Linked DNA regions of Homo sapiens: region 2 is linked to region 1. Evidence: chromatin loops called from intact Hi-C (ENCODE). Cell type or tissue: OCI-LY7. All regions are shown on one strand. Region 1 overlaps ABR (ABR activator of RhoGEF and GTPase). Region 2 has its middle 41 kb from the start of BHLHA9.

Region 1 (8,000 bases):
ACGGCCAGGCCCTTCACGGACCCAGACTCAGGCCAGCTGGGTGCCGCTGTGCCTCTTCCTCCTCCCCCTGGAAGGACCAGAGTCATTTCACATCCCTTCAGCCACAGACACAAGTGTCATGGTCTCCAGGGCACTGGGCCTTATGTCCTAGGTGCGTGGCCTACACACATCTCAGTGGGAGGGCATCCTGGGTCCTGCCCAGGTACGTGGCGTACACGCGTCTCAGTGATGGGGCATCCCTGGGTCCTGCCCGGGTGTGTGGTGTACACTCATCTCAGTGATGGGGCATCCCTGGGTCCTGTGGTTCTTCATACACAACCCTGTCTAGGGAAAAAACTAGTCCATGTCCCCTGGCAGCTGAATGGGGCATTGGCTCAGGGACGAGGAGAGGCAGCCGACAGAAGCAGGTGCAGCGAGCCTAGGGGAAGCGCTCGGCTGCCAAAAGGCCAGATTGGGCAGAGTGTGGCCACGGCCAGGCGTCCCGGTGACCTGTTGACACCATTCTCCAGCTGCTGGTTGCCTGTGGGCTGGTGTGTTGTGACAGAGGAGGGAAGAGCTGGGGCCCCCGTGGAGAACTTGGCTGGCTGGGACTTGGCTGAAGCCTCAGACCTGAGACAGACGGTGCGATCCTCTGCTCATTCATTCGCTCCACGCACTTTCCCCGAGAGCCTGCCACAGGTGGGGTTGTGGGTGCTGGCGTACAGTGATGACTCAGATGCTCACCTCCTGCCCCAGGGGCTCAAGGACAAAGGGGCAGGATTCACTAAGGTGCCAGGGGGCCAGGTGCCATGGGGAGGGTGACCTGGAGGAAAGGATGTCTGGGCAGATGGCAGGGCAGGCTCAGCCAGCCTCCCCCATCACACTGTGCGAGATCCGAAGATGCCTGGCCAGGGAGTCCCGCCCGGAAGATACCCGGGGAGGTTTAACAAGCGGACGCCGCCACTGGGCAGTCCAGTGCGTAGGAGGCTCCTGCTGGCCCCAAGGCTGCCGGCACGGTGATCTTCGTGTCTCCAGGACGCCCTGCGGTGCCAGCTCCCGCTGGCCCGCACGAGTGCTGAAGCTTACCCCTGCTCTGCGATGAGTGTGAGAGGGGTGTCCACCCCCCGCTGGCGGCCCCAGCCCAAGGAGGTCCACCACAGCCCTCGGGAGCAACACTGCCACGTTCTCCGTTGCCAGTCGTGGTGGGTCAGAGCTGGGGAGCAAACAGGCCAAGGGGCAGGGGCCGGTTTGTGGGAGGGTCCCTCCTATAGCCATGCTGGTGGGGCTGGACGCAGGGGCCTTTCCGAGGCCGCCCTCGTAACCCTTTTGGAAAATGTGAAGCCCTGAGCTGCTGACCTGCACACCCCGCTCGCTGCACTGGCTCAGCCTCCCCTCCCAAGGTGGGTGGGCTCCGTGCCTGGGCTCTGGAGCCCAAGTGGTGCTGGCAGCCCTGGGGGGTTAATGCGGCTCAACTTCCCGGTCGCCTTTCCTTCCCTCCTCCTTTGAAGGAAGCCCACACTGGGGTGATAGAAATAAGCACCGGCTCCGAGGAGTCTGCTGTGAGCCCCTGTCCCTGCCAGGCCTGGGCACAGCCTCCTCGCCCACGCCCTGCTGCCTTGGGCTCCGTCCTCCGTGCGGGGCCTTGTTCTGAGGGCTGAGGGCTCCCCTCCCACACTCCAGAACCTGCCCTGGACCCCTGGAGGGAGTGGGCTCAGTACAAATGGTACCCAAGGAGGAGGGCCACAGGAAGTGACATCGACCGGCCCCCCCCACCTCCTTATTCCCTATAAAAAGCAAAATGGTGACTCAGAGAGGAGAGTTGGAAGCGTCCTGCCTCTTGCTCCCACTGTTAATTTTTACACTTGGAATTAGGCAGAAGGCAAAGAAAACAGCAGCTTGAAATACGCGGCTGACATGCTCTTCATCGGGTAGCAACAGCAGAGCCGCTCCTCCCCGCCTCCCAGCAGCCCCGGAGCGGGCAGGGCCCGGTGCCTGCTGGCTCTCCCCCGCCCCTCACCAGGCCCAGGCCCCCGCACAGCCCCCGCCCGGGCCAGGCGTGGATGGTGCGGCCGGGGCCATGGCTGCCGGGGGCCGCCGCCGGCGCCCACTACGCTACCAGTCCCTGGCAGCTCTGGTGGAGGATTCTCAGTGGCCTTTCTTGTTCCTTGTCTCAGACTTCAGCTACGGGACGGACGAGTACGACGGAGAGGGGAATGAGGAGCAGAAGGGGCCCCCGGAGGGCTCAGAGACCATGCCGTACATCGATGAGTCGCCCACCATGTCCCCGCAGCTCAGCGCCCGCAGCCAGGGCGGGGGGGATGGCGTCTCCCCGACTCCACCTGAGGGACTGGCTCCTGGGGTAGGTACACCGGCTTTTCTTTCTGGGTTTGGGGAGGGGTGACGGGAAGGCCTGGGCATCGTGGGCCAGGCCCTGCTTGGGTTGGTCTCGAGAGATTGGGACTGGAGACGTTTGGACCTGGCCGTTCTTGGTGCCTCGTCATCTCGTCCTGGCCCTGGACCCCTCTCAGGCTCGGGCTTCCCTCCCCACCTGCTTTGCCAACGCTGCCGCCCCTGTCTCTCCCCGTCTACTAGCCGTCTGCTCCCCAGGCCTCCCAGACCCCTCCGTGCCTCTTTCAGCTTTCCCCTGTTAGCCTGTCTCCTCCAGAGGACCCAGGAGAGGACCAGGCTCTCCTCCCCTCTGCACCCAGGCCAGGCAGTGGCTGCATGCGTGGCCCGTGGGCTCCAGGTGTTCAGATGCTGCTCCCGCAAAGCCAGCCTGGGCCTGGTGCTCCCTGTGGGTGCAATGAGCTGCCCGCTCCAGCCCTCCTCTGTTCACTCTGGAAGGGAACAAACTCTGATGGCATCCACCTCTCCTTGTTGACAGAGACAAGAGTTCTGCTCCAGAGAGAAGCATTGTAGAAGGAATATTAAGTATGTGCTCTGAGACAGGCCAGGGATAGAAACTGTGGAGGGTTTGCGGTCCTTGTCATTAACGTGTTCCTGGCGACAGGGACTGACGCTGTCTGAGCGCAGCTCGTGTGTGCCTGTCGGAGACACATGAACGAGCAAAACAGAGGTTCTGGGGGTTGTTTGCCTGGAGCTGGTGGGGGAGAAGAATCCAAGCCGGTCCTCTGTGGGGGGTGTGTGTTGCAGGAGGCGGTGGGAGTGCCCCATCCTTGCTTGGTCCTGCTCGTCCGGGTGTGTTTTGTAGGGGGTCTCCGTCCTGCCTTCTGACGTCCCCAGAGGAGCAGTCGCTGAGATGCCACGGGCTGCCTCTTCTTCCTCCAGGGGCTAGTGCCCCCCCACCCCAGCTGAGGCCGCCTGAACCCTCCCATTCTTGAGAACCCCCTGCTCCTTCCAGCCCCCCCGGCCACCCTCCACCCCCCACAGAGCTCTCACCCCTCTTCACACACCGGGGTGGCTGTTATAGCCTTTGGCAACAAGGGCCTTGGCAACGGGCTTCCCACTTGGGGGAAGCCACATTGCTGCCATGGCAACAGAGGCCGAGGCCGAGTTTAGCGGCAGTCCAGGCGTGCACCTGTGGGAAGGGCTGGCGGGGGGCAGGTGGGAGGCAAGGGGGCCGGCGAGGGGGTTGGTCAGTGTGTTGTTGACCTGCCCTAAGACGGGAGGCGGGTTAGAGACAAGCGTCTCGGACCTGCGGGGGCAGGGTTTTTGCCCTGGTTCTCCTGGAGGCATTGGGCTCAGGGTACAAATAGTAACCCAAGGAGGCAGAGCAGGTGTTCAGGGACCTGAACGGGGGCCAACCAGGGGAGAGCAAGGAGGAGAAGACTCTCGCTCCCATCTCTGCCTTCAGCTCTCAAACCACAGCAGGGCTCAGAGCCCCGCCCGGGGGGACTCAGCTCTCACCCCACTGTGAGCAGCTGCAGGAAGATGCTGCGGAATCCCGGTGTGGGGCCAGGGTCTTTGCCGCTGCCTGTCCCCGCGCCACCTCCCTCTTTGCTCCCTGTCCCTGTGCCCTGTCCTTGTCGCGTGACCACCATGACTGGTTTCCGTGTCCGTCGATTTTCCGATTCCTTTGGTGCTGGCAGGTGCCTTCTCTCGGGAGACAGATCACGGGCGTCACGCACAGATGCCCCCGCCTGGCGCTCCGGGGCTTCGGGGCAGAACTTGACTTGGTGGCTGTGCGTCTTGCTTGGTGGCTCACGAGGGACTCACTTGGCTTGAGGACCTTGAAATCCAGAGATGCTAGAGTGACTGCCCCCTAAAGTGCTTGTGGCCCCCAGGGTTGATGTTTACACCATCGACTAGAAGCCACGCAAGGCAGGAGTAGGGAGCACTTGTCCAGCCTGGGGATCGTCCGGGCAAAGGTCCCATCCGCGGCACCTGCCTTCCCTCCTCAGGGAGCGTTTCTGCCCTTTCTGCTGGGTCACCGGCCCCACCTAGTGGACTCTGCAGGGATTGCTGTTTACACGGGGTGCCTGGAGGGAGCTGACGCCTCTTCCTGAGTACTTGGGGATGTTTTGGTTAAAAACACTATTAATAAAAGACCGAGGTTTCTGCGGCTTGGCTGTGCTTATTTGGCCAAACAGGTCCCCTCCCCTACCAGGCTTCCTGCTGGGGCCTTGGGAACAGGGGGGACTTCTGGACCAAATCAGACAATTGTTGTAGATATTCAGATATCTGGCTTCTGGCACCGCCTTATCGCTGGGCCTTCCACGCCCAAATATGCAGCCAACGGGAAGCCCAAGGTTGAGTCTTTGTGTTAGTCAGTGTTCTCTAGAGAAACAAAACCAACAGGGTGTGTGCGTTATCTGTATCTATATCTACATACGAAGAAAAGTATTAGAAGGAATTGATTCAGGTGATTATGGAGGCTTAGAGGTCCTAATCTCTGCAGTCAATAGCTGGAGACCCAGGACAGCCAATATTGGTTCCAGTCCAAGTCCAAAGGCCTGAGAGCTAGGAGAGCCAGGGATGTAAATTCCAGCTCATAAGCCAGTGGACTCGAGGCTCAGGAAGAGCCAGTGTTTCAGTCCGAGTCTGGAGGCTGGAGGAGGCCAACATCCCAGCTCACGCTCAGGTAGTCAGGCGAGAGGAGCTTCCTCTTATTCTGCCTTTTTGTTAATTCAGGTGTTCAGTGGATTGGATGAGGCCCACCTACACTGGGGAGGAGTCTTTTTACTCAGTCCACCAATACACATATCAACCTCATCCCAAATGCCTCACAAATATGTCCGGATTAATGTTTGGACAAGTATCTGGACACCTTGTGGCCTAGTCAGGTTGGCCTAGAAAATGAAGTGTCATACTATTATTCCTTCAGCCACCCAGGATGGAAAGCAGATAAGCTTTGCGCAGATGAAAATCTATTACTCTCAGGCTGGGCGCGGTGGCTCACGCCTGGAATCCCAGCACTCTGGGAGACTGAGGCAGCCAGATTACCTGAGGTCAGGAGTTTGAGACTAGCCTGGCCAACATGGTGAAACCCTGTCTCTACTAAAAATACAAAAATTAGCCGGGCGTGGTGGCACATGCCTGTAATCCCAGCTACTCAGGAGGCTGAGGCGGGAGAATCACTTGAACCTGGGAGGTGGAAGTTGCAGCGAGCCGAGATCTTGCCACTGCGCTCCAGCCTGGGTGACAAAGCGAGACTCCATCTCAAGAAAATAAAAGAAAATCTACTCTTTAGCTGTGAGACATTGGGCAAGTGTCCTCATACCGCTGAGCCTCAGTCTCCTTGTCTCTAGATAGCTCTAACTCCCCTGAAAGGTAGTGGGGAGGAGGCCCCACTGTGAGCAGCTCTCAGACCACAGCAGGGCTCAGAGCCCTGCCTTGGGGACTCAGCTCCCATCCCACTGTGAGCAGCTCTCAGACCACAGCAAGGCTCAGAGCCCTGCCTGGGGGACTCAGCTCCCATCCCACTGTGAGCAGCTCTCAGACCACAGCAGGGCTCAGAGCCCTGCCTTGGGGACTCAGCTCCCATCCCACTGTGAGCAGCTCTCAGACCACAGCAGGGCTCAGAGCCCTGCCTGGGGGGACTCAGCTCCCATCCCACTGTGAGCAGCTGCAGGAAGATGCTGCGGAATTTCAGCATGAGGGGAGGCCTGCAGCATTAGGCCTGGCTCACCAAAGTGCACAGCCCTTGGCCACCAGGGCCCACAAGACTTTTCTCGCCAGGTTTAGAGGGCTGGGGAGCCAACAGCATTACCACTGCAAAGACCAAGTCTGATCAATATCTGCTGCACCATGACCGAACCTGCTTTTGCAATCAACCTCCTTTCTGCCACATGGGGTGGCCCCGGGTGAAGCCGGGTCTCTGCGGTGTTGGCAGGACATGCTCCTCTCTCCCCAGCACGCCCTTCCACAGCCTTGCACTCTGCCTTTGTCTTCTTTTGTGTCCCCAAGACATGGATCCCACAGAGGTATTAGGGTGAAACCTGAAGCCCTGCCCCATAAACCCTGCCCAAGTCCAGGCTGAGCAGGGCAGCACGGCAGGGCCAGGCCCACAGACCACGGGTGGCTCCATTCAGCGGAGACTGCCCAGTTTCACTCTGAGAAGAAAGGGCCAGGACTCATCTCAGCTGACAAGTGGGGGTGTAGGTTCCTAAGGCAGGACCATGGTCTTACAGAAAACCCGCCTCCCCACAGGCCACAGACTCCTCTGTCTGCTTGCCTCTTGGGAAGCTTAGTAAAAAGGGGCTACAAGGCAGAGAGAAGAACTGGGTTTTGTCCCCACTCTACCACTGTCTCACTGTGTGGCCTGAGGGGTGTCACTCATGACTCCCCACCAGAGCTGCAGTTTGCTCATCTGTAGTGTGAAGACACTGAGAATTTCCTCCCTCCTGACCTCACAGGGCTCAAACCTCACAGCTGTTGTGAGGTTTCTGTGAGATGGTGTTTGGCAGAATGCTTTGTCAATGTAAAATCGAAACAGGGGATTAGACTCCAGCCTGCAGGAGAACCCAAAGATAAGGGTGGAGGCGAATTGAAATCCTCACCATTGGCCGGGTGCGGTGGCTCACGCCTGTCATCCCAGCACTTTGGGAGGCCGAGGTGGGTGGATCACCTGAGATCAGTAGTTCAAGACCATCCTGGCCAGCATGGTGAAACCCCGTCTCTACTAAAAACATACACAAAAAATTAGCTGGGTGTGGTGGCAGGTGCCTATAATCCCAGCTACTTGGGAGACTGAGGCAGGAGAATTGCTAGAACCCAGTGGGGGCAGAGGTTGCAGTGAGCTGAGATCACGCCATTGCACTCCAGCAGCCAGGGGGACAGAGTGAGATGCCATCTCAAAAGAAAAAGAAAAAAAGGAAAAAAAAAATCATCATCATTGTCCCTATCATCCTCTTCCTCCTCCTCCCCCTCATCACAGCTGCTTAGAGAGGCTTGTGCTGAACCTTTCACGTGTTGGTTTCATTTAAGAGCCCCAACAACTCTATGAGGTAGGTGCTATAACCATCTCCACATTACAGGTGCGAAAACTGGGGCTCGGAGAGGTGACGTAATTTGCCTAAGATTAGCTGGGCATGGTAGTTCACTCCCATAATCCCATCTACAAGGGGAACTGAGGCAGGAGGATCGCTTGAGCCCAGGAGTTGGAGGCTGAGAGGTGCTAGGATCACGCCTGCGAATAGGCATTGTACCCCGCCTGGGTGACAGAGCAAGACTCCATCTCTTAATAATAGCTATTAATATTATTGTTTGTCCAAGACCATGCAGCCAGTGGGGCAGCGTGTTATTGAAACTTGGGTTTCTATGATGCCAGAGCCTGCACAGCGCTGTCAGGTCCCGCTCACACGCCCTCCCTTGTGAAGCTTTCACACCCACCCCGCCGCTGATCCTACTGCAGTTTGGGAGGTGTGCACGGTCACTTGTGGGGTGCATCCGCCCTGTGAGATCAGGACCTTAATCCCTGATCATCTCTGTGGACCCCAGTGGAAGCTTCTTGGCACCTAGGGGTTCTCAACTGGTATTTGTGGAATGGAACCAAGTAGTTCTGGGATGTTCAGTCAGGAGGAAGGGAGGAGCAAGGAAGGCTCAGGCAATAACGCTGGGAA
Region 2 (8,000 bases), 110 kb before region 1:
TCACTGCACTCCAGCCTGGACGACAGAGTGAGATTCTGTCTCAAAAAAAAAAAAAAAAAGGAAAAGAATAAACAAAGAAGGAAGAGGGATATTAGTAAAATGAGTAAACACAGACTTTGGCAAGAAAGGAAATTCTTTCTTGGAGTTGACGTGTGGGAAGCAAATGTGCCCCAGTCCGGAGTGATTCAGGACAGGAGAGCCCAGCAGGAGGCAAGGAGGGGGTTCATGCATCTGTCTGTTTGTTCGTTCGTTCATTTCTTTCCTTCAACAATTATCAGTCATCTCTATACCACACTCTGCGAGAAGGTGTCGGAATACAAAAATGAAAAAAGACACAATCTCTGCACTTGAGGGGTTCTTAGAGTAGGGGAAACAGAAGGTCTCACTGGTAACTACAATAAAGTGGAGTCCAATGCAGTGCCTCACGCCCGTAATCCCAGCACAGTGGGAGGCCAGGGCAGGCCGATTGCTTGAGCCCAGGAGTTCCAGAGCATCCTGGGCAACAGTGAGACCCCCATCTCTGCGAAAAATACAAAAATTAGCCAGGCATGATGCCACATGCCTGTAGTCCCAGCTACTCCGCAGGCTGAGGAGGGAGGATGGCTTCCGCCCAGGGGGTCCAGGCTGCAGTGAGCAGTAATTGCACCGCTACCCTACAGGTGGAATCCCCAGTGGCTCATGCTGGTAATCCCAGCACTTGGGGAGGCAGAGAGGGTGGACTGCTTGAGCCCAGGAGTTCAAGAGGAGCCTGGGCAACATGAGATGATGGGGGCAACAGCAGTGAGCACGACTTTGAGATAGTGGATTTTTTTGTCTTTTTGGGGGATTTTTTTTTTTTTTTTGAGACAGAGTCTCGCTCTGTCACCCAGGCTGGAGCGCAATGGCGTGATCTTTGCTCACTGCAGCCTCCACCTCTTGGGTTCAAGCCATTCTCCTGCCTCAGCCTCCCTTGGGAGTAGCTGAGATTACAGGCACCCGCCACCACACCCGATTAATTTTTGTGTTTTTAGTAGAGACGGGATTTCATCATGTTGGCCAGGCTGGTCTTGAAATCCTGAGCTTAGGTCATCCACCTGCCTCGGCCTCCCAAAGTGCTGGGATTACAGGTGTGAGCCACCGCAACTGGCCGAGATGGTGGATTTGAAATTTGTTCCATTTGCTCATGGCCCCCTGCCGTTTCAGGGAGTGAGATGAGATGGAGAAGCCGTTGCCTCTCTACAGGAAAAGAAACAAAAAAAGGTGGAACAAGGGCAAACAAAGATAAAAGGCAGGCATGAGATCCAATGCTGATACAAACAAGGGCGAGGAGGGGCTGAAAAGGTTCATCAGAGGGGGAGGTCCCCAGGCAGCGGGGACTTTTGCAAGCGTGTAGGGAGAGATGAGAAGTTCCAAGGAAAAGGAAAAGGGTGTGAGGTCTTTGGGGCCAGCTTTGAGCTGGCAAGGCTAAATTATAGGAAGAAGGCAGCGACGTGGGCAGAGACCAGATGTGGGAGGACTTCCTGCGTCAGGCCAAGGAGTCTGGACTCCACCCTGTACGCGACGGGAGCCAAGAAAGGGCGCAAACACATGGCACATTTGTGGTTAAGAAACATCTTCCTTGCTTCCTTGTAGCCTTGAGGAATGAATTAAGGGGCTGGAAAAGTGGGACCAGGACGGCCTGTGCCCATGGTTCAGGTGAGAGCCGGGTGGGTGGCAGGGGCTATGGAGAAGGTGGCTGAGTTTAGCTCTAGTCCCCAAAAGGTGCTGTGGGGAGGAAGAATTTCCAGCTGCCAAGTCAGCCTCTTAGATCAATTTCTTTGTTTTCTTTCTTTTTTTTATTTTTATTTTTTGAGATGGAGTCTCACTCTTGTCGCCCAGGCTGGAGTGCAGTGGTGTGATCTTGGCTCGCTGCAACCTCCGCCTCCCAGGTTCAAGCAATTCTGTTGCCTCAGCCTCCCGAGTAGCTGGGATTACAGGCGTCTGCCACCACGCCCGGCTAATTTTTGTATTTTTGTAGAGACACGGTTTCCCCATGTTGGCCAGGCTGGTCTCGAACTCCTGACCTCAGGTGATCCGCCCACCTCGGCCTCCCAAAGTGCTGGGATTACAGGCGTGAGCCACCGCGCCCGGCCTCTTAGATCAATTTCTTCATGCTTAAAATGAAGGAAACGTGAATCATTGATAAGGTGTCCCCTCTTTAAGAAAGCACGAGATGGTTTATCAGGGCCTCTCTTCGCAGGCAGTGGAGCCTCATCCACAACCCTGGAAAAGAACTGGAAAGCCTTGCTCAGCCAGGTGCGGAGGGCAGGGCCACGTGGGACCCCCGTCTCCAGGCCCCCTCTCCAGCTCCCGTTTCTTTCTTTCTTTTTTTTTGAGATGGAGTTTCGCTCTTGTTGTCTAGGCTGGAGTGCAATGGCGCAATCTCGGCTCACCGCAACCTCCGCCTCCCGGGTTCAAGCGATTCTCCTGCCTCAGCCTCCCGAGTAGCTGGGATTACAGCCATGTGCCACCACGCCCGGCTAATTTTGTATTTTTAGTACAGACGCGGTTTCTCCATGTTGGTCAGGCTGGTCTCGAACTCCGGACCTCAGGTGACCCGCCCACCTCGGCCTCCCAAAGTGCTGGGATTACAGGCGTGGGCCACCGCGCCCGGCCCAGCTCCCATTTCTCGTCCTCCCCAGGGGAAGTGTCTGAGGCCGCAAAGAGGAGATGGAACGGGGGGGATCCTCGTAGACACCCACGCGGACCCTCCGCCAGGCCGCGGCCCCTGCAGCCACGGTTGGACTCAGTCCCCGGGGAGTCCAGCTTTGAGGTCCCGGGCGCCTCCAGCTAGAGCCGCTTGGCTCAGTCATCCTTGGGTGTTTTTCCCGGAAGAGCTTCAGTGAGAAGAGGAGAGAAGCTTACAGGGGCCGACAGAACCCCGAAGCGTTACCCCCGGATTTGGACTAAACTGCTCCGTGATCTTCGTCACGTGAGTTTAAGGCACGATCGCGCCACTGTGCCCCAGCCTGGGCGACAGAGCGAGACCTGGCCTCAAAAAAGGAAAATCAATCAATCAGTCAATCAATCAATCAATCATCAATCAATCAATCCATCAATCCCGGCGCAGGGCGACCCCGCGGGTCCGCAGTGGCACCAGCCACGCCGCCCTCAGCCCCCACGTCTTCCCCCGGCCCGGCAGGAGGGTGTCCGGGGCCCCGCGCTCGGGTGCAGGGAGCGGGGCCGACAGGGGAGCGGGGCGGGCGGGGTCCGGGGCCGGGATCGGGGCGGGCGGCGAAGGCTCGAGTCCAGGCCCCGCAGCTCCCGCCCTCCCCCGGCGGCTCCGCGGCCCGAGCTGGCTGTGGGATGCCCGGGGCGGGTTCTCATCCCCGGGGCGCCCGCCCCCGCCGCGAGGAGCCGCCGACGTCAGGGAGGCGAAACCCAGGAGGGGAAGAAAAGAGGAAGAAGACGGGGAGGAGGCGCGAGGGCGGAAGGGGACACTTGACTTTCCCTCTGGTCTCTTCGGGGGCCGCGGGGAAGGGTCGGCGCGGACGGAGCTCGGGGCATGTGGGACCCCCGCGCGTTCGAGCGGCGCTGGCGGGCCGAGTTCCCCGGGGCGGAGGCGCCGGTCCCGAGGCTGGAGTCGGTGCGGGACGCGGAGCGGGAGCTGGAGCGCCGCAGACTCAACCTGGAGCGGCTGCAACAGGTGCTGGCGGAGGAGCAGCTCAAAGCCTCGCTCCCGCAGGCCGCGCTGGCCCGGGGCGGCGGCGGAGACTCCGGGGAGCCCGGGCGCCCCGACCCCGAGGCCGAGTCTCCCCGCGGGGACCCCGGGCGCCCCGACCCCGAGGCCGAGTCTCCCCGCGGGGACCTGCCCGCCGGGCCCGGGGCGGCCGGAGAAGCCGGCGGGGGAAGGAGCTGGGCCGACGCCGTCCACCGGCAGCTCCTGCAGCCCCAGCTGCGGTTCCGGGCCCGGGAGGACGACGCGCCCCTCGGGGACCCCCAGGCGGCTCCCGGCACGGACGAGGGGGGCGACGGCGGCGACCACGACTTCGAGATGGTGGATTTCAACGAGAAGTTCATCCTCAGCCACTGGCTGGTGGCCCCTTGCCGGTTCGGGACCCGCGAGCGGGCGCGCAGCCCCCGCCGCTGGATGCACCTGATCCCCGGGGGGCGGCGGCCGCAGCGGGGGACCCGCGACCTGGAGCAGCGGGAGGCCGAGGCCAAGGGCCGCCCGGGCTCGCCCCTCGCCGCGGAGGAGACCCCCGGGCGCGAGCACCTGCCCCCGTGGCGGCGCCGCAGGTTCCTGCGGGTGCCCGAGCGGGACTCGCCCGGCCACAGCTCGCCGGAGAGAGACAGCGACGGCAGCCGGCACAGCTCCGACCGCGAGGACGACTTCTCCGCAGGTGGGCGCCCCCCCCAGACCCCGCTCGACCCCGCCGCGCGCCCCCCACCCCGGGCTGCCGGGACCCCTTCCCGGCCGACTCCGCGGCCCTGTTTAACCTCGAGCTCGGGGCCGGGGAGCGGGCGGGAAGGAGGGTGAGCTGCGCCCGTGTACCCCAAAGCCACCTGTGGAGCTTAGAAAACACGTGCAAGGCGACGTTAAGCTCGGGCGACTCTATGAAAATGAACTGGCGGCGGCGGCAGGGCCGGCGCCCGGGCCTTTGCGCTTTGCGCTCCGTGGCCCTGACATCCCCCAGCCCCTCCCTCCGGCCTGGCCCCCGCCAGATCCCTTGGCGCCACCGGGTGCTGTCACCCTTCTGTCTGTCACCCCTCTCTGCACACACCCCAGGGGCTTCCCATCTCCCGGAAATCCCCGATCCTTCTGAGCTCCGCTTTCCTAACCGCGGAAGGCCGAACCTTCCACTCCATTTTCTGAACTTAGTCTCCTCTTCTCCAGGCTGCTCTGTGTGTTGGGGCCACGTGCAAACTTCAGGGAAGGGCCACGGCCCTCACCAGCCCCCTCTGCGGACTCGTTTTCTTCTTAGAAGGCGGCGCCCGGCCTCTTGGCTTTCTAGGAGTCTGGGAGCAAGAGGGCAAGGGGAGGCTTAGGCCCATCTCGTTTTCCGGCTGGCCTGGTGCCCAGAGACCATGTCTAGTCCAGCGTCTTCACTGGATAAAAGAGGAAACCGAAGCTCAGAAAGATTAAGTGCTCGTTGGGGTGAGCTGAGACCTTCACCGGGTCTCCTGTCATCTCTCTCCCCTCGCATCTGCTCTCTTTTCTGAGGACAGGGCCTGATCTTAGTCATCTTTGAACCCCCTTCTGGTAGTATGCACGGTGCTTTGCAGCAGTCAAAGCTCAACGCATAATGGCTGAATAAATGATTGCCTGGAATTGAGCGTCCACCGAGCTCTTTCTAGGTCAGGGAGTGGGAATGGGGCTAAGGAGGAGAGGTCAGGTGGGGATGGGGGTGGCGTGGGAGCCCTTTGCTGTGTCTGTGAACTGTCACGGTCTCCTCAGCCACGCGGAAAGCAGCACACTGGTGGTGTCCGGTTGGGTCAAGCTGCAACCAGGAATTTAAGATGCCTTCCTGCTCAGTGAAGGAGGAAAAAAAATCATTGATGCTGGGATTGTTCCAAAATCTCCATTATTAGATTTTATCTGGATGAGTTTGCATTTGAATGAAAAACTGTCCACTTTGCTAAAAGCACAGTTGGAAGGTCCATCAAGTCATCTGTTTTGATCAATTACACTTATTCCTTAGCAAAGATTGGCTGTGTTTCCCACAGGCAATGCTCTTGCCGCCCATGCTGGTAACATTTTTATATGTCTCTTTAACTTAAGGGAAGAGCCTGAAGATTTCACCCTAGTGCCAAGTTCCAAATGCCCTTGGTGGAGGCTACCCAACTGGCCCCAGCTGCTTCAGAGCTGGCTGCAATCCTGTCTCCCCCCAGACCCACATCTGTCACCCTCCCCGGGGTGCCCAGTACACTAGGCTTTTCCCAGGGAGTGATTTTTATTTCTGTGAGTCGTCGCCTGTCTCCCTTAGGACACTCTAGCACATAGGGCACCTTGATGCACGTTAGAAATCGGCGCTGCCCCTGGGAATTGCAAAAGATGCTCCCCTCTGGGTGGACCAATGATAACAAGAGTCACCTTCCTCAGGACTACAGACGTGAGCTGGGGCACGTGTCTGGCACTCACGGCTTTGGCTAGTGATGCCTGGGCTAGATTTCAGGTGCCATTCCAGCCCCCTCTGCAGGGCAAGCTCCTGTGGCACACTGCACAGCTACATGTTCGGGTTCTGCCTCTGTCTCCAAAGCCTCCTCGTGAGGAAGTGAGTGGGGGGTGGACTTGCACTTGGTTACATGCATGCACACATAAATGCATAGCAGCACATGTATATACATGGTACACTGCCACATACATGCATGCACACATATACACACACACCTGCACACGTATACACATGGTACACTGTCACATGCATGCACACACACGCACAGCAGCACATGTATATACGTGACACACTGCCACATACATGCATGCACACACACACACCTGCACATGTAAACACATGGCATACTGTCACATACATACATGCACACATTCACACCTTCACATGTACATACATGCACACACACCTGCATATGTACATGTGCACAGTGCCACATAAATGCATGCACACACATACCTGCACACCTGCACACGTATGTACATGGCACACTGTCACATACATGCATGCACACACATGCACACCTACACGTATACACATGGCACAGTGCCACATACATGCATGCACACACATACACACCTGCACACGTATATACATGGCACACTGCCACATACATGCATACACAGACACCTGCACATGTACATACATGTGCACACTGCCACATACATGTGTGCACACACAATCTAGGAGAAAGAGCCCTCAAGCATACAGGGAGGCATTAGAGTGGAGCGATTAAGGGAAGGCGTTTTCGCACTGTGGGAAACAGCTCATTGAAATTAGTGCAGTTGGCAACAGAAGCACCCGGGCGGTCTTCCTTGGCCACCCTTGTCCTTTGTTGCTTCATTTTTCTCTACAGCATTCCCCAAATTACCACCGTGGATGCTGCAATTTTGCATGTGGGTCTTATTCACTGTCTCCCTCCAGTCAAACGCAAGCTCCAGGCAGGCAGGGGTTTTTCTCTCTCAAGATGAGTGCATTGGACACGGCGAGTATTATTCTGTTTTTGGACTCCGTTTCGGTTCTATGCGGACGCGTATGTGTACACTGGGAGCTGATGTAGAATGTATTTCTTGCTGTGAGATGAACAAAAAGGTTTGAAAACACGGAATTAAACCATGTTTCTGAAGCTAGACTGCCTGTGTGACATTGGGAGAAGTTATTTGACTTTTCTGAGCCTGAGTCCCCTCATCTGTAAACTGAGGCTAATAAGCACCTCTTCTCTCCTGCTGTTGATATGAGAAATAAATGGGTCATATTTCTAAAGCGTTTTGGACGGGTCCTGGCACGTAGGAAGCACCCATAAGTGTTAATTAACCACTACTACAGGTCATTTTTCTTTGAGTTGCTTCTTCTTTCTTTTTCTTTTTTGTCGAGACAGAGTCCCGCTCTGTCACCTAGACTGGAGTGCAGTGGCGTCATCTCGGGTCACTGCAACCCCTGCCTCCTGGGTTCAAGTGATTCTCCTGCCTCAGCCTCCTGAGTAGCTGGGATGACAAGAGTGTGCCACTACGCCTGGCTAATTTTTGTATTTTAGATGAGATGGGGTTTCACCATATTGGCCGGGCTGGTCTTGAACTCCTGACCTCAGGTGATCCGCCTGTCTCGGCCTCCCAAAGTGCTAGGATTACAGGCCTGAGCCACTGTGCCCAGCTGAGTTGCTTCCTCAGAGCTTCCCACTCCCCAGTCATTCTGGATCGCAGATGGTTTGGTTTTCCGTGGTGCATGTGGCTGGTACAATGGCTCACACCTGTAATTCTAGCACTTTGGGAGGCTGAGGTGGGAGGACTGCTTGAGGCTGGGAATTTGAGACCAGCCTGGGCGATACAGTGAGACCCCATTTCTTTCTTTCTTTTCTTTTCTTTTTTTTTT

The links. Peaks named below come from ENCODE experiments on the same cell type or tissue, not always from the same donor. Only the 100,000 strongest peaks of a DNase experiment are listed, where the experiment ranks them.
Region 2: it touches region 1 in a loop (5-fold over the local background); 1 of 110 quality-filtered maps calls a loop at or near these places.

The regions. Positions count from the first base shown.
Region 1 is chr17:1,119,521-1,127,520 of GRCh38, reverse strand. It overlaps ABR (ABR activator of RhoGEF and GTPase), which reads left to right. Exons shown (of 23, transcript NM_021962.5): 2 at 2,154-2,338. Among named protein-coding and RNA genes, the nearest start is that of ABR, 56 kb to the left of the region's middle. RefSeq lists enhancers at 3,480-4,021, 4,022-4,564. In OCI-LY7, CTCF peaks have their summits at 4,171 and 4,380 (motif pointing left); DNase peaks (open chromatin) are centred at 3,500, 3,770 and 4,360; H3K4me3 peaks cover 528 bases; H3K27ac peaks cover 968 bases.
Region 2 is chr17:1,225,154-1,233,153 of GRCh38, reverse strand. It overlaps a transcript of ABR not described here. Among named protein-coding and RNA genes, the nearest start is that of BHLHA9, 41 kb to the left of the region's middle. RefSeq lists enhancers at 2,727-2,786, 3,857-4,561, 4,717-4,926 and silencers at 3,067-3,546, 3,567-3,696, 4,187-4,246, 4,337-4,606. In OCI-LY7, a CTCF peak has its summit at 6,187 (motif pointing left); DNase peaks (open chromatin) are centred at 3,393, 4,563, 5,083 and 6,153; H3K4me3 peaks cover 4,327 bases; H3K27ac peaks cover 2,679 bases.